Linked DNA regions of Homo sapiens: all the other regions are linked to region 6. Evidence: chromatin loops called from intact Hi-C (ENCODE). Cell type or tissue: heart right ventricle. All regions are shown on one strand. Region 1 has its middle 24 kb from the start of ACTRT3. Region 2 overlaps MECOM (MDS1 and EVI1 complex locus). Region 3 has its middle 37 kb from the start of LINC02082. Region 4 has its middle 26 kb from the start of LINC02082. Region 5 overlaps LOC107986051 (a long non-coding RNA gene). Region 6 has its middle 5.8 kb from the start of MECOM.

Evidence for each region. Peaks named below come from ENCODE experiments on the same cell type or tissue, not always from the same donor. Only the 100,000 strongest peaks of a DNase experiment are listed, where the experiment ranks them.
Region 1: it touches region 6 in a loop (8-fold over the local background); 14 of 110 quality-filtered maps call a loop at or near these places.
Region 2: a loop joins it to region 6, with 6 times the contacts of the local background. A loop is called at or near these places in 95 of 110 quality-filtered maps.
Region 3: a loop joins it to region 6, with 7 times the contacts of the local background. A loop is called at or near these places in 43 of 110 quality-filtered maps.
Region 4: it touches region 6 in a loop (7-fold over the local background); 41 of 110 quality-filtered maps call a loop at or near these places.
Region 5: it touches region 6 in a loop (7-fold over the local background); 51 of 110 quality-filtered maps call a loop at or near these places.

Annotation. Positions count from the first base shown.
Region 1 is chr3:169,743,098-169,747,097 of GRCh38, reverse strand. No RefSeq gene overlaps it. Among named protein-coding and RNA genes, the nearest start is that of ACTRT3, 24 kb to the left of the region's middle. In heart right ventricle, a CTCF peak has its summit at 2,297 (motif pointing right); no DNase peak of the experiment used is centred here.
Region 2 is chr3:169,131,567-169,135,566 of GRCh38, reverse strand. The region is part of intron 3 of MECOM (MDS1 and EVI1 complex locus); the gene reads left to right. Among named protein-coding and RNA genes, the nearest start is that of LINC01997, 130 kb to the right of the region's middle. In heart right ventricle, a CTCF peak has its summit at 2,197 (motif pointing left); no DNase peak of the experiment used is centred here; H3K4me3 peaks cover 1,204 bases; H3K27ac peaks cover 3,911 bases.
Region 3 is chr3:168,862,820-168,866,819 of GRCh38, reverse strand. No RefSeq gene overlaps it. Among named protein-coding and RNA genes, the nearest start is that of LINC02082, 37 kb to the left of the region's middle. In heart right ventricle, a CTCF peak has its summit at 1,686 (motif pointing left); no DNase peak of the experiment used is centred here; H3K4me3 peaks cover 973 bases.
Region 4 is chr3:168,874,235-168,878,234 of GRCh38, reverse strand. No RefSeq gene overlaps it. Among named protein-coding and RNA genes, the nearest start is that of LINC02082, 26 kb to the left of the region's middle. In heart right ventricle, no CTCF peak of the experiment used is centred here; a DNase peak (open chromatin) is centred at 1,824; H3K27ac peaks cover 2,422 bases.
Region 5 is chr3:169,039,811-169,043,810 of GRCh38, reverse strand. All of the region lies in intron 1 of LOC107986051 (a long non-coding RNA gene), which reads left to right. Among named protein-coding and RNA genes, the nearest start is that of LINC01997, 39 kb to the right of the region's middle. In heart right ventricle, a CTCF peak has its summit at 1,990 (motif pointing left); no DNase peak of the experiment used is centred here; H3K4me3 peaks cover 503 bases; H3K27ac peaks cover 1,169 bases.
Region 6 is chr3:169,667,472-169,671,471 of GRCh38, reverse strand. No RefSeq gene overlaps it. Among named protein-coding and RNA genes, the nearest start is that of MECOM, 5.8 kb to the right of the region's middle. RefSeq lists an enhancer at 1,858-2,359. In heart right ventricle, CTCF peaks have their summits at 1,980 and 2,188; DNase peaks (open chromatin) are centred at 2,181 and 2,888; H3K4me3 peaks cover 1,952 bases; H3K27ac peaks cover 1,338 bases; H3K27me3 peaks cover 3,914 bases.

The sequences.
Region 1 (4,000 bases), 76 kb before region 6:
GATGTACTGGAGGCTCATGTTCCCGTTTTTGGTAGATGAGTAGAAAGTTGGCTCAGCAAGTTAGAGTTAGCCCACTAGAACAGGTGGATGCCAGTTTCTGGGCTGCAGAGACCCGACCCTCCCTTTCTATCAAGCTACTTCTGTGACCACGGGACATCCAAGTGCATAGATGTTCCCTGTTCCCTACAGGATTGTAGGGCAGGGTCCCTTTCTACTGCACTGTTAGCCATGGACATGTGGCCCATCTACACAGGGCCGAAACTGTGGGATAATGAGAGTTCAGGGGATTGCGGACACTCTGCTCCTTCTCTGCTTGTAAGCTTTCCTTTTATCACCTTTATTTTTTACCTTCCCTATGTGACACTAGGCATATATGCCCAGGACACCTCTGCCTGACACTTCCTCACCAGACTCACCTGCTGATACTCAGTGAGCCTGTGGTATCCCATAATGATCTGTGGTTTTCAGAAAATGTCCCTTCTCTGCTAGATCATGTGCTATTTAGTTTTCGATTACTTACACCTTCCTGGATCCTGGCTGTGTCCCTCCAAGCAGAAACAGAGCTACTGTGTTTCATTTTACTTAGCGCCCCTTCATTCTTCTATCATGGGACATCTAACATTGTTTTAAAATCCAGCTGTGAGGTTTGCTTCCCTTTCACCTCCCCAGACTGTGAAGCTTTTTGAAAGATGGGATACCTTGTCTTTTAGCTTTGTATTCCTGAAGCTTGCGAGAACCTCGCACAGGGTTGGTATTTAGTACACATATGTTAAACGAGCAAATTTTGACATGCATGAGAGCATTTTATGAACAGTAAATGCTATACCAGCCTTAGTTATGATGACAATATCTTAATGAAGCCAGCAGAATAAATCATAATGGTTGGAACCGGAGCTGTCAATATAGCAAAATCAGTTACCAATTTTAAAAACATCAGCCCCTTGACACACACACAGATATACACACAGACACATCCTCCATAGTGCATAGTGTGTAGTCAGCTTTCATACTTGGCCTAATACACTGCAAAGATTAAAGGTCTTTTTCCCTTTTCTTCGCAGACATTCATGGTGGGGGCTTGTTCCTCACAATCCACACATTACGCTTCACATTCGCGTCATTCGAATACAAGATAGCTGTTACAGGACGTGGTGTGGTGCTTGGTGTGGTGGTTGACAGAGTTAAATAAATATTTTTTAGAGGGGAAAATACTTTTTTATGTGCAAAAACAACTGAATTTCGGCCACCAAATCATTTCCTCCAGCTCAACACCAGCCACCAGAATAAAGACAGGTCATTCCTCACATTGATTGATCTGAGGCTCAGAGCTCTGTCTCCCTTTCCTAGTGGGAGAGGTTGTGGGAGAAGTTGAACATGGCTGGGTTCTCTGACTCAGATGCATTGCTTTTATGGTAGCATTTTGCCCTAAAGGGGCTTTCTGTAAATTTGAGCTTAAGTATGTACTACTAGAGGCCTAAAGAAGGCTAAGTGGTAGCTACTCTATTTTTCAAAAGAATATTAATAGCTAAATGTAAAGTTAAAAACTGACTTTGGGCCGGGCGCGGTGGCTCACGCCTGTAATCCCAGCACTTTGGGAGGCCGAGGCGGGTGGATCATGAGGTCAGGAGATCGAGACCATCCTGGCTAACAAGGTGAAACCCCGTCTCTACTAAAAATACAAAAAAAATTATCCGGGCGCGGTGGCGGGCGCCTGTAGTCCCAGCTACTCGGGAGGCTGAGGCAGGAGAATGGCGTGAACCCGGGAAGCGGAGCTTGCAGTGAGCCGAGATTGCGCCACTGCAGTCCGCAGTCCCACCTGGGCGACAGCGAGACTCCGTCTCAAAAAAAAAAAAACAAAACAAAACAAAAAAAAACTGACTTTGCCATGAGTGTTTCCAGTGATTTTTATGATAAAACACATTAACCTATTCATAAGGTAAATTTTGAAATGAAGTTAAGGTAATTAAAAAGAGACATTACTTATATTTCTTCTCGATTGCAGCAGCTAATATTGTGGGCCAAATGGAACTCAGTAAAACATGATTTGCTTTCAACTTTAATCGAAACTAAGAATAATTACTCACAGCAATTTTTCTGATTTTAGAGAAGAAAGTTTTCTGGTTTATTATGCTTTTTCTTCTCTTTAGTTCTCAAATTACAAATGCTAAATAGCTGTATAAGTAAAAAGAAACTGACTACTTTCATAAAGTCATTTTTTTTTCCATTTTAAATTTATGATCTGTCAAGACCTCAAGAAGGCTGAAAACTTTTGGCTTAACTCTTTTATTTTTTCTCAACAGTAGATGGCAATATCTGTTCACCTGTAGCAAAAAGCCCACTCACATGAATAACTGCAGACTTAGATTTTTTTTTCTCCCACTCTGTAAAGTGAAATCAGCCTATTTAAAATTGTAAATTGAAGACAGAAACAGTTTGCAAGTTTGTACAATATTACTTTTTAAATGTTGGTTGAAGGAGTACAAAAGTATGTGAGTACTTTTGTACTATGAAAACTATGCCTTCTTTCACTCCAGGGTAGACAAGGAGAGCAGCTCCAGAGAAGGCTGCTGAATGCAGTGAACAAAGAGAACCTGTGGGTAGATGGTCTGTGGCAGGAGCAAGAGAGGATAAGCTAGCAGGTTTTAGTTTGTTCTGTTAAAGTTTATGCTCAGATCTTGTTATATACCCATAGAGGTTTTTTGCTTACATTTAAAAAAATCCTGAAGTGTGCTTTTTGCCTAGAAATTTGTAAGCTTTTCACATTTTTTATATCAAGAAATAAAGCAAGAAATAAATAAAACAATGCCAATTTTGTACCCAAGGCTAACATTTACTCTTTCCTTCTCAAAGGAGTAGTGGGGGAGGGGTGAAGACTAGTCTTTGGGAGAGGTTTCTCTTAGATCTGATCCTCTTGTTGGTCCCCTCAACCCGAGCAGTTACACTTTATAAAGTGCATTTCTCGCGTTGGTAAGTAATGGCACCACAGTTTCAAAAATTTCAAAAATTACAGGTGAAGACCTAAACAAAATAGCTGCTCTACAGGTTAAACAGCTTTACTTTTGTGATACAACAATAAATGAGCTTTTTAAAAAAGGGATAATATATAGTCTTATCCTCCACATCTTAAGTATGTACAAAGGAATATCATCTATTCCTTTGAACGCCTAATTATTATAATATTGTGCAGTATGATGAGAGAACATTGGCATATCTCCTGTAACTCTCTAGCTTTTATTTTTCCATAATGAGTGTTATCCTTCATTGACATATACCTTTAATATGTAACATTTGTTACTAAGTTGATTGTTTATCGGCTGTAACTTTTGCTTTTGTATTGCAAAACAAGTCATTTATTCGTCAAAATCATTCCATTGACAGTTTGCTCTTTGGAAGACTGTGGATGGGAAAACAGCTCTTTGCAGACAAAACTGCTAGGAGGTAGGACAAGAGTCTACCACTGCATTCCCGAACATTAAACCGGAAACAAAATGCAATGAAAAAGAAAAAGTGGGTCACATCTGCTGGTATCAAATAGGTTTAGTTTCCATGACATCATGCTGATTAAGACTTCAGACACACATTAGTATTGGGCTACTTTTCATTAAAAAATGACTGTTTCCTTGTTCCTATAGTTGAGGACCAGCCTCTCAGAATCTGACTATAATCCTTTTATAATCCTTTTGAATTTCTTTTTTATTTTTATTTTTTATTTATTTTTTTCTTTTTAGACAGTGTCTCACTCCGTTGCCCAGGCTGGAGTGCAGTGGCGTGATCTCAGCTCACTGCCACCTTTGCCTCCCAGGTTTAAATGATTCTCCTGTCTCAGCCTCCTGAGTAGCTGGGATTACAGGTATGTGCCACCACACCCGGCTAAGTTTTGTATTTTTAGTAGAGACGGAGTTTCACCATGTTGGCTAGGCTGGTCTCAAACTCCTGGCCTCGGATGATCCATCTGCCTCAGCCTCCTAAAGTGCTGGGATTACAGGTGAGAGCCACTACA
Region 2 (4,000 bases), 540 kb after region 6:
TTAACACGGTTTTAAAATATTTATTATGACTTTTTAAAAAAATGGAATTTCCATATAATCTATTTTCTTATAGGCCCCATTCTTCTTGTCTTTCACCTTATATTGGGAAGAATTGAGTTTTTTCTTCTCATAGAACATTCTGAGAGAGAGAGCAAAAATAACAAATGAACAACCTTTTCATATTAACTCAAAATTTTCTAAGTGTTGAATATTTTTGAACCTCTCTTTATTTATTGGGGGTATATTCATTACAAAATTTCAGATCCAGGATATTTTTATTTTGAATCCAGAGAACTTTTTACATAAAACCCTGATAGGAGAAGAGACCCATTATTAACTGTTTTATGGAACTTAACAGATTAATTGACTCCCTTCCATTTTTCTCCAACACAAAAATGAGAGAGTTATATTAGTAGTGTCTCTGCTTATGGCACATAACACAGATGGTATGTAATTCACTGGACTGCAATATACTCAAGATTTTGAGAATACAGATTTTAAAGACATTATAACTCTATTTTATAAGCATGGTCAAACATACTTATTATATACAAATATGTGAGAAAATCTATATAAATCACTCCTTTGTTGCATTTTTATTTGCTGAAAGATCTATTTTATAACATAAAAGTATATTTTCTGAAAGGCCTGATTCCTCTAAGATGACATCCCATCATTTCCCCACTATATTGTTTCAGGGCTACAAATTTTCATTTTGTTTTCATTTAAATTACTCCTGTCTCTTCTCAAATGCCTGCTGGCATACCATTAATGTTATTAGAAAGTAAATTAAATTTATATGTAGACATCCCTAGATTCAAGGATTCAAATTATACTTTTGGGCCATTGTAATTAGAAGAGGAAAACAATGTTGCTTAAGTGTCTCCAAAACCCTAAGGGATGAGAGGTAATGAAGATCAGGTGGTAGAAACACCTTGAGAAAAGGACTAGCTTGGTAAGGGTATGGCAAATGGAACTTCGAGGGACATTCTTATTGCTATATGGGGAAGCATGCCCAGAATCTGCCCTCATTATATCTGGCGCTTGCCAGTTCTTTTCAAACCTCAGTTTCATGAGCACCATAAAAACTCACTTAAAATTGAAAAGAACACCCTGAAGTTAAAATCCACTTTGCTTTTCTTTGCCTTTCATGGCTTGGAATGTCACCTTTTACCTCCAGTAAATAAAGCCAACATCAACACTCTTCCGTGTCTTTTATTTTGTATGCACTCAATATTCTTCACATGACAATCTGGACTCTTAAAGGGAAATTACAGTAGTGATCTATGTCTTGGCAAAGAGAATTGTCTTTATAATATATAGTTACAGTGTATCCATCAATTTCTTTTGTTTCTTAGACTGTTCACATTGGATTGAGTAAATCTAAAATGGAATTAAAAGAGACATGATTAATAGTGGACTACAAAGAAATAATGATATCATAATACTCTCTTAAAATGACCTGACGTGTGTCTAAGTAGTATTCCCCAATAGAGACAATTGCACTGTTTTACTGTCTTGTAGGGTATTGTCTCTTTAACCTCACTATTTCCGAGAAGCCACCGAAAAGTTCTAATATGTCACAATTCAAATGTCAACATGTTGTTGGAAAGGAAGCTAATAAGTTAAACCTTTGAGAGATGCCAAAAAAAGAGGTGATTCAAACTGTTGAGAGAAGTCCATTGTTTTCTAAGGGGAAATAGAACTCCAGAATGAAACAGTGTACTTATAAGTATTTAACTGGAAAGTTTAGGGGAAAAAAGCAAACTCACACATTATTTTATTATTATTTTAAATCTGGTAATCTTTAAAAAGAACTGTTCTCAGTGTACTTCCAAGGAAAAGAAAATGTGAACAGCTAGGGTTAATAGGATACAAAGTGCAAATAAACTATTTTTTTTATAGAAACAGCACATAATGAGGAGTAATTTTGCCAAGTTAGTCTGGATTCTATCTGTGGACAAATACAAAGAATCTTAGGTTATATTATAACATATTATAGCAACATTTTATGTTTAGCATTGTTTTCTATAAACCAGCTTCAGGTGGTTCAACTACTATTGAATGAAAAAAAATTATTTTATTTTGACAGGAAAGAAGCTAAGCAGAAAATACTCCTCATTAAGTTATTTTTCAAATTTAGCACAATTTTGTGCTCCGGTCTTGTTATAGAAAAATAAACAATTGGACTTTAGAGCCACCTACTGGAATAAAGAGGCACGTACAAAGTTCTCATCTTTCCAAAATATAAATAGATAAATAAAATTAAAGTATGAGCATTTCTGCTGATCTTATAAGACATCAACTTATGCAGCTTTTCTTAGTTTGAAATATCATGTGATCTTGCAAAAAACCATAGTTAACAGTAATATCTTCTAAGAATATATTCTTAGAATATGATGGTGGTTGTTGTGTTATTGTTTTGGTAGTGTATGTGTGTGTGTGTGTGTGTGTGTATGTGTTTTGCTCAGATATTTAGAATCTGGACTTTTTTGGCTTAATAAGATTGATTCTGGGCTGGGTGCAGTGGCTTACTTGTAATCCTAGGACGTTGAGAGGCCTAGATGGGCAGATTGCTTGAGCCCAGGAGTTCGAGACCAGCCAGAGTAACACAGTGAAATCCCATCTCTACCAAAAAATACAAAAATTAGCTGGGTGTGGTGTTGCATGCTGTAGTCCCAGCTACTCAGGTGGCTGAGGTAGTAGGATCACCAGAGCCCAGGGAGGTTGAGGCTGCTGTGAGCTGTGATCATGCCACTGTACCCCAGCCTGGGCAACAGATTGAGACCCTGTCTCAAAAAAAAAAAAAAAGAAAAGAAAAAAGAGATTGATTCTGTTTGTGGACATTCTTAGGAAGATTGGGAGAAAAGACTTATTGGCACTGTTAAAGAGAGAGAAGAATATATGAGGCAAAGGAATAATTTCCTTCTCAGAGTACTCTAGGGTTTTGCAAAGATACTGTGGTATAATATAATTGGTCTCATTTTCACCAGTTAATCGTAGAACTTCATTCTTTCTTCTAAAACCTCTATCTGATTATGGGATTGTTTAATAAATAACCTTAGAATGAAAAAAAACTGATGACATTTTTATGGTAGAATGAATAAACATCTAAAGATTTTCATGCTTAAAAGCTTTTTTAAATGAACAAAAACCAAAAAACAAAAAACCTGGTCCCTGGACAGGTAAGTTGGACAATGACTTGCCTAAGTCACCAAGCTGCTCAGGAGAAAGGCAGTGGCTCTTGGAAATTTCAGGTCAGGGTTCTTTCCACACTTGCTCCACTGCTTTTGAGTCAGTCATTAACAGATTTATTAAATGCTTCCTCTCCTCAGCACTTTGCTAGAAAGCAAGGGGAATAAGCACCACCCCCACCACCCCAATAAATGAATCAATAAAATGCATAATGCCTACTTTCAAAGAGAGAGGATCAGGAGCTGGGCCTGAGGGCAGGACCCTGGTATGGGAGCACCCTTCTGATTGGTGAGAGAGGGGTTAAGTTTTGAAAAACAAAATACTCTCCTTTGTTGTCATGATCCTTTATGTCATGTCCTTTCAACCTATTACCTTCCAAACACGTTGTTGAGAAGGCGCTACTTTTGCAAACTTGCTTAAGTGGGGAAGGTACAAGGTAAGCTAGGCTACTGCTGGAGAATTCCAGGCAGGATTCAACTCTGTGAGTACGTGTGGTTTGCTAGGGTGCTTTGAGGATTCAGAGAAGGGAAAGTTCTTCGTTAAACATTACACAGGATATATGTGACGCAGCTAGCCTTGCATTAAGAAAATTTGATTTGTGAAGTAGGATTTGGAAAAGATTTGTGAACTGGCTTGAGAGTCACAGCTTTCCATTTGTCACCAGAGGGCTGGTTTTCAATATATAAAACAGGAAATCACACTTCTTTTGATAAAAAAGAAAAAGAAAAAGATGTTTGTTAAGGTGTTTGTACAGGTATCTTAGTGTATATCTTGCCCTTTGTTAATATATATACATCTCTCTCTT
Region 3 (4,000 bases), 800 kb after region 6:
TCAGAATATTTCACTCCCTGTAGAGATTGCTGGGACAAAACTAAACATAGTTAGATTGCTGGGACAAAACTAAACATAGTTAGGTGGCAGGGGAAAGGAGGAAAGAAGCACTCAGATGGGAAAAATATGGGGATGGTTGCAATGGCAGTAGATATGCCTTGCCTGCTTTGCGCTTTTCCAAAATGGGCTTGTCACTTGATGGGATAGTTTTAGGTCATGTATAATATATATGGCTATCACTGAAATAACCAGTTTTTCCTCCAAGGAAAGTGAACAAAGCTGGTTCAGTAAACTAGCCAGCTTCTGTTGTAATTATTTTCAATCTGCTACTTTGGGTGTATATTTAATCTAGTAATAAAAATATTTTGTTAGGAAAAAAATACTTGACATTTCAATTCTGGGCATTTTGTTCTTTGCTAAAAACTGAGAGGAAAGGGTGGGTGTTGTAGCTTAGAATGAAAAGAAAAGAATGGGCAAATTGTGATAGACATTCTCTAAGGAGAAAGGAAAAAACAGGCTTGGAAGGTTAAGTAAAATTTAGATAAGAAACTTCAAGTTTCTTTATTGAAGTTCTTTAAATTGATGATCATAATAACGAAGAAGTAAAAAGAACATTGTCCAAATATTCAGTCTAATTTGTATGATAGGAATACTAATGTCTGACCACCGTATTTTATACAGTTTTTATAATAAACAAAAATTTTCAAATGATATAAAATTATTGTAGCAACTACTAAGCACTTACTTAGATATAGCATTGGTTTTACTCTCACTAGTTTATGGAAGCCAGGTCAGTTTGCCCAGTGATGTCTTTTCTGGTCACTCTGCTTCCATCTTTGATAAAATTTGTGAAACACAGTTTTGAAAGTAAAAAAAATTTAATTGGGATAGTTAAATAATTAATTGGAGAAAGTTATCACAGACCTAGAACTTTTAACTACTGCCAAGATATTATTTTTTTCCTTTCATAGACTGGCAAAGATTACAAGGTTTGACGTACATAGTATTTGTCAGAGTCAGAGCTAAAAGTACTTCTCACACCTATATGGTGTGAGTGTAATTCAGTGAAACCATCTTTTCTGAGGGGGATAGACACAGTTTTAAGTAAACAAGCTTTATAATTATGCAGCTAGGGAATTTAACATGCAGAGAAATTATACCTGTGCAAAGAAATAAATGCAAGATTTTTAACTGCAGCATTGTTTTTAATAGCAAAAGACTAAAAATAGTCTAAATATTTATCTGTAGGGGATTTATTAATACATTTTAGAGACATACAAAATAATACTCTGAAACCATATACAAGAAAAGGCAGGTCTGTGTAGACTGATAATAGAAAGATGCCTAAATGTATGGTTTAGTGAATAAACAAAGAAGCAAAACATAAAATAAATCTTTAGTGCAATCACATTGTGTAAAATAAAAAATACATGATAAGCTTAAATGTGGAAAGAACCCCAGCACACTTTAAAGGTGGTTATGTTTGAGGGGGGAGGGGGAAACCAGCAGGGAATCTTTCACTGTACACACTTATGCATCCATCATTTTTTCAAATTATTCTTATTATCACATATTTATGATATATATAAGATACATGAAACAACAAGTTTGAGGAGAAAATAATAGCATTTACTTTTTTTTTTGAGCTTGAATCCAAATTTAAAAGAATGAGGGAGCTATGGCCCTCTTGTGGAGAACTTCAGCAATGCACTTTTCTTAAAAGTCTCAACGTCTAAATTTATAGGTAGAAAGAACTAGAATTTTATATCATTTAATATCACAACATATATAAAATTCAATGCCATTGAATGTAGTTCTTTCAGAATCTTGGAAATATCTTTGTACAATCCGAACTTACCATGCATTTTCTGTGTGCAACACGATGGTACCTAATAGTTGCATTTCGTGGGAAAGGTCTGAGCACACCAGCTTGCTGTGAGAGTATATTTGCTAGCATACATGATTCAATTACAGGAAATGCTGACCTCTAATAATTACAAAAGCTTGTTGCTAATTAAAAAACAGTCGTTGCTTATGCCAATCTCTACACTACGATCTATGTAGACAGCTGTCACCTCCAAACTGAATCACTGTATGTGAATAATAAAGGTGCTTATTTTCATGGGCTAATTTAAAACATTTCTAACAAGAGAAAATATTTCAGAACTATACATGGCTATGTCAACCGCCGAATTCCCTCGGTCCGGTTGAAGGCGTGCAGAGTTTCCTGTCAACCTGTGCTCCGAAGCAGAACAGTCTCCAACCCGACCACTGTGACTTGCTCCATATTAACTATGGGCTACCTTGGAAATGTACCGTCTCTCATTGTAAAACTCCCCAAAGGGCAATTCAAATCACATTTAGAATTTCCTATTTACATTGCAATAGCCATGGCAGAAGTTTGAATGTCACAGTACAAATCTGGTACCAAATGCTGAGCATGTTCAGCGGATTCAGTTTCAGAATTCACTTCACATGAGCATATTTTCATCAAGTGAAAGGGGGAGGGAGTGTCATGGGATAAGATTGTGATATGAACTCTGGACTTAACTCTTCATCATCTTTAACAAGTAAACTGGTGTTTTTGCCTAGGCAAAAAAGAATTTACCAGACTAGATTACATAGTAACCCTGCCTTTTAAACTCTTATGCAGAAAAATCAAGTGAGAACAGACCACTAGTATTTCCAGTTAAATTTCATGTGTGATAAAGGGAAATTTGGTTAGAACAGCTTAGCAAATAGAGGCAACTTTCTTGAAGAGGAAATTATTTTTCTAGACAACTAATGAAGATTGCTAATTATTTTGCTTTCTCAATAGGAAATATATTAGGACATCATTTTTATCTTTTAATTTATTTTTTAGTATATGAATTTATAGAAGTAGATTTTTCAAAGTAAATAAACTAACATCATTTTCAGCAAACTGTGTTTTGTGTGCTTTGTTTTGCCTTTAAAAACATTCTAATTAATGATCTGCAGGAAGAAAATGTTATTCTAACTGAACCCAGTCACACACATGCATGGGATCTTAATCTCCAGATTCCTCAGTTCACCCAACTGAGGTGAACTTGAATGAGCTCATCTAGACAAAGCTGGAAGTTAAAAATGGCATTGAGTAATGCTATTTCATGTAAATGGCTGGGTGGTTGAATTCACCTCTGCCCAATTTTTCCTATTTCGTGGACGTGTACATTTATTTGCAGTACATGATGATATGCCTAGCAATTTGTTACAATCTAACATTAAAACAATTTATTCTGACCTGTCTGAAGTTTGTTTAAAGATAAACTGTATCAAAAGACAATGTGTAATTATCATAGACTTCCAGGCTCAGAAAAAAATATAGTCTTATTATTTGGAATTTAAACAGTCATGGAAAAAATAACAGAGGTGTCTCTTGGCTAAGACTGCCTTTGAACAGTCCTGAATTTGGAGACATAAATTTTTGCCTTAATTTGAAAACTGATAGAATCCACTTGGGTCTTGAACTATGTGTGTTCAAATATATGTGAAGGGACTAGATCTATCATTATGTGGCGTATTCTCAACTCAGGTTGAAGAAAACAAAACATAGCTTGTTATTCACTATACATTGGGGAGAAATTTATTTTTCTTTAAACTTTTGAGTTTATTAAAACACTTGAAACATGTCACTTACACCGGGTTTTGATAACAGGTTCACATATTAGATTACTCCATTGGATTGAAACTTACACTTTTCTAAAGAAGTAGGACAAATATTTTTGGATACCCAAAATTCATTCCATAAATTTTGTTTCTAGTATCAAACAAAACAAGAAAGGGGTAAAGCAGGTTTTGTTAGATGCAAGCTTCAAAAAAGATAAAAGCTAGATTAGAGAATCATATATATTAAGACAGTTACTCTTTAACAATTTTTATGGTGGTCTTAAGCATTATTCAGTACCAACTTGTTGAAACATATTATTTTAAACCTCAGTGCCATCTAGTTAAAGACATTCTATGACAGCCTTACCATACA
Region 4 (4,000 bases), 790 kb after region 6:
AAAACCAGGAACAGAACCAGGTTACTCTCAGAAATGAGCTCTGAGCTTTTTCCAGTCTCTCAGGGCTTCTTCTTAGGAAGTGAGAGGTACAGTATTATATAACCTTGAAGAGATCACAAAGGCAGATAACAGGCAAAGCTGTGGTTTAACTTGCTGGGTAGGAAAATCAGCCTGAAAAGCTTTACATTAATTTCTTATTCATCTCGTTTCCTAATTAGCCATCCAGGCCACAGGAAGAACTGGTCAAACCAGTTTGAAGTAATGTAGCTGATACTTCTTCCTAGTTAAAATCATTCTGGGCAACTAAATGACCACAAAACCTCTACTGATAGCATCTGTATAGATTTAAGGTATTTCTCCATATTAAAGGTACATTTTACTCTGAATTAATCAGTTAATGTACTAAAAAATACGAATAAATAGATAGTGCTGTTTTGACTTAGGTAGAACATAAACATTTTGACTATGAAGATATAACCTAAATATAGGTAAATACCCCAAAAAATTGGAAGGGGAAAATTTATTGTTTTGATTTGTTGACTTCTCAGTAATTTCATTGATTTTCGATAAAAATTGAGGATCAGCTTTGCTAAGATTCAAGTTGAGACAAAGTCAACTAGAGAAAGAAATTAGTTAATCTTCATAAATATTGCACCTTGCCTAGTTGTAAACTGTAGGGTAAATTTTATAATTGTATTTTATGCTTCTGAGAAATAATAATTATTTTCTTCAAGGTGACTTCTGAAAGGTGATTACTTTTCCATCAAATTTAAAGACAAATGAGATATTAACTAGAGAATTTCAATAATATATCCTTATTGAATTATTTTATATATGGCTTTATCTAATATTGCCAATGAACAATATTTCTAGCTGGCAAATATTTTATGCGATGGCATATAGACATAGCACATATAAGAAAGTGCAATGAATTGACTTTTTGTTAAATTAGGACTGTTTTAGTATTTGCCATGGCATGGAATGTCTTACTACCACCTTGTAGTAAGACCCTGTTCAGCCTGGCAAGAAGATACATTGTGGAGTCTAAGATCACATTCCCTCCACTGTGGCAATTACAAACTCCATGGCCATATATACCAGCACAATGTCTCTAACAAGCTAAATAAGCATATGCAGAAAGAAAAGTGTTTCGGTTTGTTAAAAGAACTATCCAACACCCTGCCGGTTAAAAAAAAAAAAAAAAGCCTATGGCTTTCATGATGGGCAGAGGGGTGTATTCAAATTTCATTTAATACTTTGCTTCCCACAAATTGGGATTGACCTTTTGTGGTTTATGACAGCATTTTTTGCTCAGGTCTTTATCAAAGGCCTGGAACCACTGGGGTGATAGATCAGCTGTCATCCACCCGTTCCTCAGAATGTCTTTGTATTAAACTAATGGTCCAGCAGAGCAGCCAGTCTGACAGGCAGGTTATTTATTTGCAATCTGGTAAAAGAACCGACAACTTCATTGTTTTAATTGTTCATTTTTCATCGGTTGATGCATTAGCTCACCCGGATCTTTATGCCTCAGTCAGAGAATAAATACTTGGGAGTCAGGACACCAGAATGACTGGGTCCCTCTTAAAGTTCAAGAAGTTGCAGATAGCCTCAGTGCTAGCTGTGATTACCAGCAGCCCATGTGCATTTGGGGACTTTTTTGGTCTTATCTCTGCTCTGCATCTCTTTCCTTTCTTTCAGGAAGACCTATGATGTCAGCTACTGATCTGATTGTTTCTTGAAACAATGTTCCTAGTTCTCACAGCCTATTAAAGGAGAAAGACTGGAGTGGGATGAGAGTCTCCACAGCTCCATGAGGGTGGGGGCCTGCCAGACAGACAGAAGTAGAGGCCCAGAGACCTCAAATATATCATGATATCATGGAAAATAGATTTAGCTCAGGCCAGTGTCTCTCGGAATCACTGGCAAGCTTTTTGCTAAAAATGCATGGCCTGGCCTCCCCTGGGTGATTCTAACTTAGTGACTCTTTGGTGGAAATTGTACATATATACATATATATGTGTCTCTGTGTGTGTGTATATATATATATACACACACATACACTATCCACTATATATACATACCTACATATATACACACTATATGCTATACACTATAGATACATACACACTGTGTGTGTGTGTGTGTGTGTATATATATATACACATACACTATATATACTAGATGGCTAATTAGGAAACAGTTTTATATATATATACACACACATACATATAAAATTATGTTTCCTAATTAGTCATCCAATAAATAATGTCCAATAGATAATTATTTTTATTAGCTATAAATATAAATGTATATTTATGTCAAATATAAATTTAATGTATACATGTTTTTGAATCCTGTAATTTAACTGTTAGTTGAGATTCATTGATCTGGAGTCTAGACCAGCACCCTCAATCTACAGATATAAGATATGCAATAGATTGAATCACTGAATCAAGGGCATAGCTAATTAGTAGCAAAGCTAGAACTAGAACCCAGGCATGTGGACCTTCAGGACAATGCACTTTTTATCCTCAACATCAGATACTATTCTCCAGAAACAACTGAGACATTGGTTCTATCAATGGTTTTTGCACATGCTAATGTATCAAGGCACTATAAGGAGGTCTCCATTTGCTCTCAAAGCTCATCTCAAAAGTTGACCTTTAGAGAGCAGAGGACAACTCAACAGTTCAATTACAACCATGGAGGGGGTTCCTGTGAAACTATTGGTACCCAAAGTTTATTATTACTTTACTGTTTTCCTTCACATTAAAATTGAGAACACTTCTAGGAGGGAGGCAACGTTTTAGTTTTCTCAATGCATCTGACACCTTACATAGAACCTAAAATACTGAAGGCACTCAATCAATGCTTGGAGGATAGAGAAAGGAAAGAAAAAAGAAAGAAAAGAAGGGAGGCAGGCAGGCAAGCAGGCAAACTTCTCTAGTACAATATACATAATTGTGTAAAAAGCTTGCTCTATAAAAAGACAGAACACTGGCTCCCTGTATGGTGTGTTTACATGTTCATTTGCTTATTAAACAATTATTCAATATTTACTATGGATCACGGTCCTGTGCTTGACGCTGATGACATAAAATTGAATAAAATTAGTGTTGTGGCTGGGCGCGGTGGCTCACATCTGTAATCCCAGCACTTTGGGAGGCTGAGATGGTGGATCACCTGAGATAAGGAGTTCGAGATCAGTCTGGCCAACATGGCGAAACCCTGTCTCTGCTAAAAATACAAAGATTAGCTGGGCATGGTGGTGGGCACCTGTAATCCCAGCTACTCGGGGGCGCTGAGGCAGGGGAATCACTGGAACCTGGGAGGTGGAGGTTGCAGTGAGCTGAGATCGTGCCATTGCACTCCAGCCCCCAGCAAGAGAGAGACACTCTGTGTCAATAGACTGATTCAGGAAGATACGTGAAAAATTAACACAGAACAATCTGACAAGTGCTACTAACAGAGACTTGTAAAAAGGATGAAAGCATCCTAAATAATAGTCAACACCATCAGGAGGGAATCAGGGTGTCCTTACATGGTAGCATTAGAATTGGGGCTAGAAGAGTGAATAGAAATTCACCAGTCAGAAGAAACAGTGTAAATAAGTAAAGTGTTTTATTCAAAGTGATAATTACATTTGCTTCATGGCTAGAGGACAGGATTTAGGGACACGTTTGATGTTGGAGAGTTGTGTGATTCCTTAAAAGTGACGGGTTTTTAACACCTTGCTGAAGGCTTAATCTTAGGTGCGTAGGTAGCCATAGGAATGTCATGATCAGACTGATGACAATGTGCATATTGGATTGGAGGATGATAGCCCAATTGGGGCCATTGCCAGCATTCCAGCAAGAGACAACATGAAGCAGAACCAGATATCTTGAAAAGAATGGGGACAGAAGCTATGCCAAAAGATCTTTTTGAGGTGTTACGGAAAGTACTGATGACAGATTGTGTAAGAAACCAGAGGAGAGGCTCTATCTGTTCCTAAATA
Region 5 (4,000 bases), 630 kb after region 6:
CAGTTTGACATCTTAAGATGGAGATGACATCTGTTTATCTTGTGCTTTTATTTTGAGATCTAATCTATTACTAGGTTTGTAAAAAATATTTAGTAGTTGATAATTTTAGAAATTATAGAAGCAATTTAAACATGGTTAAAAATAAATACTTGCTAGTAGTTTATACTAAGAAACATAGTATTCTTTTCCAAATCTGTAGTAACTGGAACTTTCTTCTGTAATTAATTTTATTATTATATCCTCAGCTATACAGAACACATATTAAGTAAAGGCCGTTCTGAAATATTCATATTAATTAAAGATTAAATATGGGCCTATGTAAGAATATGGCCATTTAGAACATTTAGAAAAAGTGAAATAGGTTGAAGGTCAGGTCACTGGCCTGTTCACGGGTAAAAGGGGTGAGGGGGACTTTTATTTTTTCCTAAAAATAAAAGCTGTTTACATTATAAATTATGAAATCCATTTCAGTTGATTTAAAAATATCCTAGTTATATTAGCTGCATGTAGACAAAATCTCAATATACCCTGGTAGCTTGTTATATATTTTTCTTTCATATTATTATGAAAACGTAGATGTCATAAATTATATTTTATTAAGCCATGTTTTCATTGCAACTCACTACATAAGGATTAAATTTTAAACACCTCACAAATTCACCAAACTAACTCTTAAGATTATCTGAGGATTTTCTTCTTCTAACATAGAAGTAGCTTTTTGTGATTTTACTAATTTAAAAAGTAACACATGTTAATTGTTAAAATAAACCAAAGCAAACAAACAAACAGTAAGAAAAATTCAGAATCTACAAGAAGTTCTAAAAAAGAACAAAAAGAAAATCCTCCATAAGATGATTACCCAGACATAATTGCTGTTTTGGCGTATATCATCCAAATATTTTTCTATGCAGTCATTCGCAATTTTTTCCTAAGTGGAATCATACTATATATAATGTTTTCAACTTTATTGAAAGTTAAAATGTTCCATGGCTTTCAATGTCAATAAATATTTACTTATAGTATTGTAATGGCTTTCCTTATACCCCATTTGTATGACTATAATTAATTTAACAAATTCTTCTTCTTTGACATAATTTAAGTTTTTACTTTCCCAATTATTTTTACTTTAAAATCTATACTCTTATTAGTCTGATTGTTACCACAGGATAAATTCTTAGCAGGGAAATTATTAGGTTAAAAATGTTAAAAATTCACATAAACAATTTTTATATGTATATTGAGTATATAATTCTAATCTTGTGAATTGCCTGTTCATAGCCTTTGCCTACTTTTCTACTCTTCATCTTTTTTTCAGACTGACTCCTCATAGTACTTCACATATTAAGGCTATTGCCGTTCATTTTGCAAATTCATGATTTTAAAATTCATTTTTAAAATTCATGATATCCAAGATTCCAAGTAAAAAATGGCCAAGTTTGTATGAGCAGTAAAGGGCAGGGGCACATAAAGAAATAGGTATGAACTTTTAAAAAAGATTCAGGGTATCCCTACATACTACTTAATATAGTAGCTGAATTACAACATAAAAAGATAGAATTTGACATTTAAAAAAAAGTCCTATAGTTAACATTGTAAAATATTGGCCATACTTTAGAAACAGATGCTGGAATCTTCTGTGGGACTTAGTAAGTGGGACACATACCTTTTGGCTTGCATAATCCACAGGGATGTGTTGGATGACCTCTCAAGATGTCCCTTTGCCCAGGGTGACTATTGTTTTCCATTTTCACGCATGAACGTGAGGTTCCTAAAAGCTCTAATTCAAGGTTCTTTTCAGTTAATCTACTGATGCTATCTATATTGTCCTTCTTAAATTGTTTTTTAAAAAAAAGATTCTAAACTGTATTGCCAAGTTTAAGAACAAATATAAGTAGGTTTTTTATTCATTTCTTCCTAATAGCAAAAAGTACACACGTAAGTGTGACTATGAGTCATCTTCCTAAGCTTTAATTTCTTACTGCTCTCTTGTGGCCATTCAAATGAACTGTCCAGATGCTTTTTTTTTTTTTTTAAACAGATCCTATAATATTAATAGAAACAAATTTTCCAAGCAGGGTCATTCAATTTTGTTCGTGCGGCAAATTTACAGTCTTTGACATTTGAACATTAAGGCCATAAAACAATTAATTTTATTATTAAACACTGGGACAGGGTTGCAGAATAAGAAAGGCCTGTAAGCTTCTTGTTTTTTAGTAAAACCAACCACATTGTTATTCATCTATGAAATCATCAAGAGGCTGAAGTTTGAAATATTTCTGGCCATTCTGAAGGTAAAATAATGCAATTCCCAGCTTGTTCCCTTACTGTGGTTTTAAGAATATCAGTAGGTACAGGGCGCAGTGGCTCATGCCTATAATCCTAGTACTGTGGAAGGCCAAGGCGGGTGGATCACCTGAGGTCAGGAGTTTGAGACCAGCCTGGCCAACATGGTGAAACCCCGTCTCTACTAAAAATACAACAATTAGCTGGGCGTGGTGGCTCATGCCTGTCATCCCAACTACCCAGGAGGCTGAGGTGGGAGAATTGCTGGAACCTGGGAGGTGGAGGCTGCATTGAGCCGAGATCTTGCCACTGCACTCCAAACTGAGCAACAGAGCGAGACTCCATCTCAAAAAAAAAAAAAAAACAAAGAAAGAAAATCAGTAGGGTCTAAGTTTAGTCATCATAACTTAAAACAGCCTCTTTTTGGGGAAGAAAATAATTCAAATAATGGCTATACATAAGAGTACAAATAAGATATAGCTAAAAATTTATTATATTGCAGTTTGGTCATGTAATACTGCCTGTAAGTAGAGAGGACCCCGGAATTGCAGTCTTAGCAATGTTAAGAAGGCAAAATGAATTAAATGCTTTATTCTTTCAGTCCTGAGTATCAGTCATACAAACTGTGTTGTTCTCTAACATCTCTAATTCATTTGACCACAATTCCTGTGACTACAGGTATTAAAAAATAGCAGCTTTTAAGCACAGTTAGTATTATATCTACCCTGCCATAATTAGCATATGTGTATTTGTATAGTCATCCCTCCTGTAAGATGAGGTCCATGTTGGGCATTGTGATATAGAACTGAACTCAAAGGGTCCAAGATTAAGTTCCTTCAAATAATGTGTACTGGAGCACCATTTATATGCCAGGTCCTGTTATACTATAGTAATCAACTTCCCCCAGAGACATAGTCTCATAGAATTTGTAGTCTGTGGTATGAGACAGACAGAATCAAAAAAGGACATGAAGGAATGTGAAACTACAACAAGGAAAAGTGCTATGAAAAAGGATATTGAGTGAGGAAAATCAGAGGAGGCCTTCCTGAGGCTGTGATGATACAGCTAGGATGTCAAAAGGAGTAGAAACCAATGAGGCAAAGAGGAGGGAAAGAGGAGAAGGATGAACATATACAAAGGCCTTGCACTGAGAGGGAGCAAGAAACTTTTAGTAAAAGGAAGCTATGGTCAATGACTCTGCAGTAAGAAAGCAAGAGGAAATGTGGGATGATTTAAAGTTGATGTATGTATGTTTTGTGAGCTCAAGCAGTTAGTTTGTCTTTATTATACTAGTATAAGAAAGTTATCAAAATGCTCTAAGTAAGTGATGATAGGCTCTCCTGTTTGTAAAGATTATTCTGATTGATATATGGGAAGCAGATAGACAGGAGTCAGAGTGATGAGAAGAGAGCCCTCTGAAAGGTATTGCAGTAGTCCAAGTGAAACATAATGGTAGCATTGACTGGGATGAGGAATATGTGAATAAAAGGATATGGAAATTCTAAACTTCAGGACTCAGTGATGGATTGGATATTAAGGGTCAGTGCGACAGAAGTAGTGGAGATAATTCCTGGATTTATAGCTTCATAACACATTGAATGCTGGTTATATGTACTAATAGAGGAATACCAGAGGTAACCAGTTTAGGGAGAAAGGGTGAGTTTAAGTTGTATATGAGACAGTCAAGTGGAGATGCCAAGAAGAAGGCACTTTGATA
Region 6 (4,000 bases):
CTGCTGCCACAGGCTGACTGGGAGATGGTCAGGACTCTGCTTGTACGAGATGAACTGAGTGTAGTGTTGACTTATATGAAACTGAGTTGTGAAAGCACAAGCACACAAGAATCCCTTAAAAATACATAGCTAAGGGGCCGGGCATGGTGGCTCATTCCTGTAATCCCAGCACTTTGGGAGGCCGAGGGAGGCGGATCACCTGAGGTCAGGAGTTCAAGACCAGCCTGGCCAACATGGCGAAACCATGTCTCAACTAAATATACATAATTAGCTGGGCCTCATGGTGTGTGCCTGTAATTCTAGCTACTCAGGAGGTTCAGGCAGGAGAATTGCTTGAACCCGGGAGGCAGAGGTTTCAGTGAGCCGAGATCGTGCCACTGCACTCCAGCCTGGGTGACAGAGCGAGACTCCATCTCAAAACAAAGCAAAACAAAACAACAACAACAACAACAACAAAAAACAAACCAAAAACCATAGCTAAAACCATTCTCTCTCTCCTCTCTCTCTCTCTCTCTCACACACATACACACACACATGTGCATTTAAACTGAAATGTTAATATCTAATTGTACCAGTCAGTTCTATGTATGTCAAAGTCCTCAGGCTTCAGCTACTTGAGGGGCAGTCTGCTGACTAAAGGCAACTATCTTATTGCAGATGGGAATGGGAAGAGCAGTATCCAAGACCCCTGACTCTCTCTCTCTGTCTCTCTCACACACAGACATGCACACACACACGCACACCCTCGTTATTTTGCCGACTATGAAATGTTAGAGCTTAGAGCTCTAAATAGCTCCATTTATTAAATTCCTACTATGTAGCAGGCGCCATACTAGGTGCTTTGTATACATTGTCTTTAATTATCACAAGTATTCTGCAAGATGTACATACTTATTCTAATAATACAGGGGAGGTAACTGGGACTCAGAGAGGTTCAATAATTTGCCTAAAGTTATGCAACTGGTAAAAGGGAGGACTGGGATTTGTACCTCCAGTGGTTTGATACTTAAGGTGTTTCAACTCAATCTTGTGACCCCAGAATTTATCTAAGGTATAATGGCCCTGAAATCTGAATACTGCCATCTTTTCTTAACAATGGCAACCATGGCTTCCAAAGCATTTTTATATATTAATCCTATGTGGGAAGAAATGCCTATTTCCATGCTGCAGATGAAAAAACAAAGTGGAGAATATAAGGCATAATCTCTTTCAAGATGTCCACAGCTGAAAGGGGAAGGAAGATCTGTAAACAAAAAACTGTAATGTAAGGAGGGAGAAATAAAAGCCATAGACTTGGCAGCAAAATACTGAATGGGTGAGGGGGGCTTGAGGAAAGTGGCTGGAAGAGATGTCAATCAGACAAGAATCAAGGAAGCCTTGCAGGTGGCATTTGGCCCCTAAGCTCAGTGGTCAATGCATGTTAGTCTAGGGTTTCTGCAGTGGGCCAGAGGAGATGTAGCGTTTACGTGGATAGGTTCGTTGACTCCATCCTCTCCCGTGACCACGGCAGAAAGCAGGATTTGAAATGAAGTTCAATCACAGAGGCGTCCTGATTTAAGACAGAAGAAAGAAAACCTGGCCAGGCACATTCTATTGCAGTGCATCTCCAACTTCAACGTTCTAGTGAATCACTTGTTAAAATGTCAATTTTGATTTAGTAGGTTTGGTTGGGGCCTGAGATCTTGAGTTTCTATTGAAATCCTGGCGATGCTTGATGTTGCTGGTCTGCGACTACACTTCGAGGAGCATCTGCATCACCTAGGAGCCTGTTGAGAAATGTTGGGCCCCACCCCAGGCTTACTGAATCAGAATCTGCATTTTAACAAGATTCCCAGGCGATTCGTATGCACATTACACTTTGAGAAATACTCTTCCAAGTAATTCTTTTTTCAATGGAAGGGACCCCAAGAGGTCCAAACTTCCCAGGGCATCGCTCAGGAACAGTCTGGTTTCTTTCCGGAGCTCAAGTTCCGTGCCCCGTGAAGTTGCTCCTCCTGATTCTAAACCGGTAGCAGCTCCAGGAGTTTGCTCGCCTCATAATCCTCCTTGCTGGGTTCCTTTCCACCCCAACCCGCGCCTCCCCGGGGCGCTCCAGCTGTTTCCCACCCCCACGCCCAGGCGGCTACTGTGCACAGCTGGAGCCCTAAGCGGCGTGAGCACCAGAGCTGCCGCGGCCAAAGAAACCAGGCGAGGGCGCCGCAGACTAGGCTGTGCGGGAGGAGGCCGCGCCGAGCCCGGAGAGGGCGGCCAGAGCGGCTGGTGGGGGACCGCGAGCTTAGCACCTGGTGCCAATAGGCACGGCCCTGGCGCGGCCCCACATTCCCACACTGCAGGAACCTAGGCTCGCCACCTGGGAGGCGGCGCGCATCACTCCAACCTGCGTTTCATAAACCCTTCGGGAAATGGTTCTTCAACCCCATGGGCTAGTAATCAGCCCGACGTTCTCTCCAAAGAACTGCTGATTATAATTCCCGAGCGGGGCGGGGGCCCAGATTTTAAATCGACTATTTAATGTCATCATCGTCATTATTATTAAAAGCCAGCTACCCTGACCGCTCCCTGCTCCCCGTACCTTATATACACATCAGAAGTTGGATGGGAGGATGTTGAACTAGGGGGAGGGAGTAGGATTGTAAAACCGAATGATTTGCTAAGAAATCTGGGACCGAAAACGCAATTTACAAAACGGCAAGTTTTACGAGGTAGAGAAGGTAACTGGGCAGAAATCGCCCGGCCGCCGAACACCAGCTGCGCGTACTCGCTGAGCCGGCTGGTCCCGAGCGCGCCTCGCTGTGCCATGCCGCCCCGGCAGCGCGAGGATTTCGCAGGAAGAGGAGGCTGTTCCGTGTCTCAGGCCCCGGCGTCGAGACGCTGTGGAGAGGGGTGCCCCCAGCCGCCCCGCGCCCTTTGCGGCCCGTGGCTCCCTTTCCCTGGCTGGACGTGGAAGCCGAGCTAGCCCTGAGCTGTCGCCTCGCCGGCGTTCAAAGCGCGCATTTCTCTGCAAGCTTCCCTTTTAGGGCAAAGCGTGGCGGATCATTCAAAGTTAACACCTTCATGCAGCCGCTGCTGCCTGGATGTGTGCTTATATGTGTATGTGTGTGTATTTCTCTGACAATGTCAGACAAATCAGGTAGCTTTAACATTAAAGCCTACGTGTTCTATCTCGAGGCTTATCAGGTTTGTTCAAACTTTTGTGAGTGTGTGTGTGTGAGTGCGCGCGTGTCTCCACCCTCCTCTCGCTCCCCCAGCCCCACCCCCACCCCGCCTGTGCAGGGCGAAGTAGTCCTATATAGCGATGATAAATATCCCTGTTGATCACTTGATTGATTACCTCCCTGAAAGGTCACGCGGGCTCGCAGTAATTTCCTTTTGCCTAAGGCTCCCTTTTCACTTTTACTCCGGCACGACAGCTCCGAGTACACAGGATCTTTATTTTTTATTTTAACCCCTAAATGCAACCCCTCCCGAAAACAATGCAGACAAGAAAAATCGAATAAAATCAACTCGAGACCTTTTCGCTCACTCTCAGCCTCCCTCCCCATCTTGCTCCATTCTTTCTTGTCGCCCCTGCTCCCTCCTACTTCAGCCCCCCTCCTCAACTCAAATGTATTCTGGACACTATTTAATAGATGAGTGTCTTGCAAGTAAACTCAGGCGTCCCTTGGGTCTGCATTTCATGTCTGTGACTCTCTCCCTTTCTCTCCTGTGGACTGAAAATTCGGATTTAAACCACTAGACAAGCTATTAATTTAGCTAGGCTACCCAGGGTCCTGAACCCAATTAATTTCTAATAATTATAGCCCAAGGGGGCTAGATAGATCTCCCTGCCTCTTTCTTTTATTGCCACTCCACGCCACCGAGGTCAGCGTATAATAAAGTGTGTATTTTGAAAGCGATCTCCAGAACAGTGAGTTATTGCAATGAATGAAAATTGTTTCCATTTTGGCTAATTGAGCCGGTGGCCGAAAGCTGGAGCCCTGAGACTAAATAAAGAGGACTG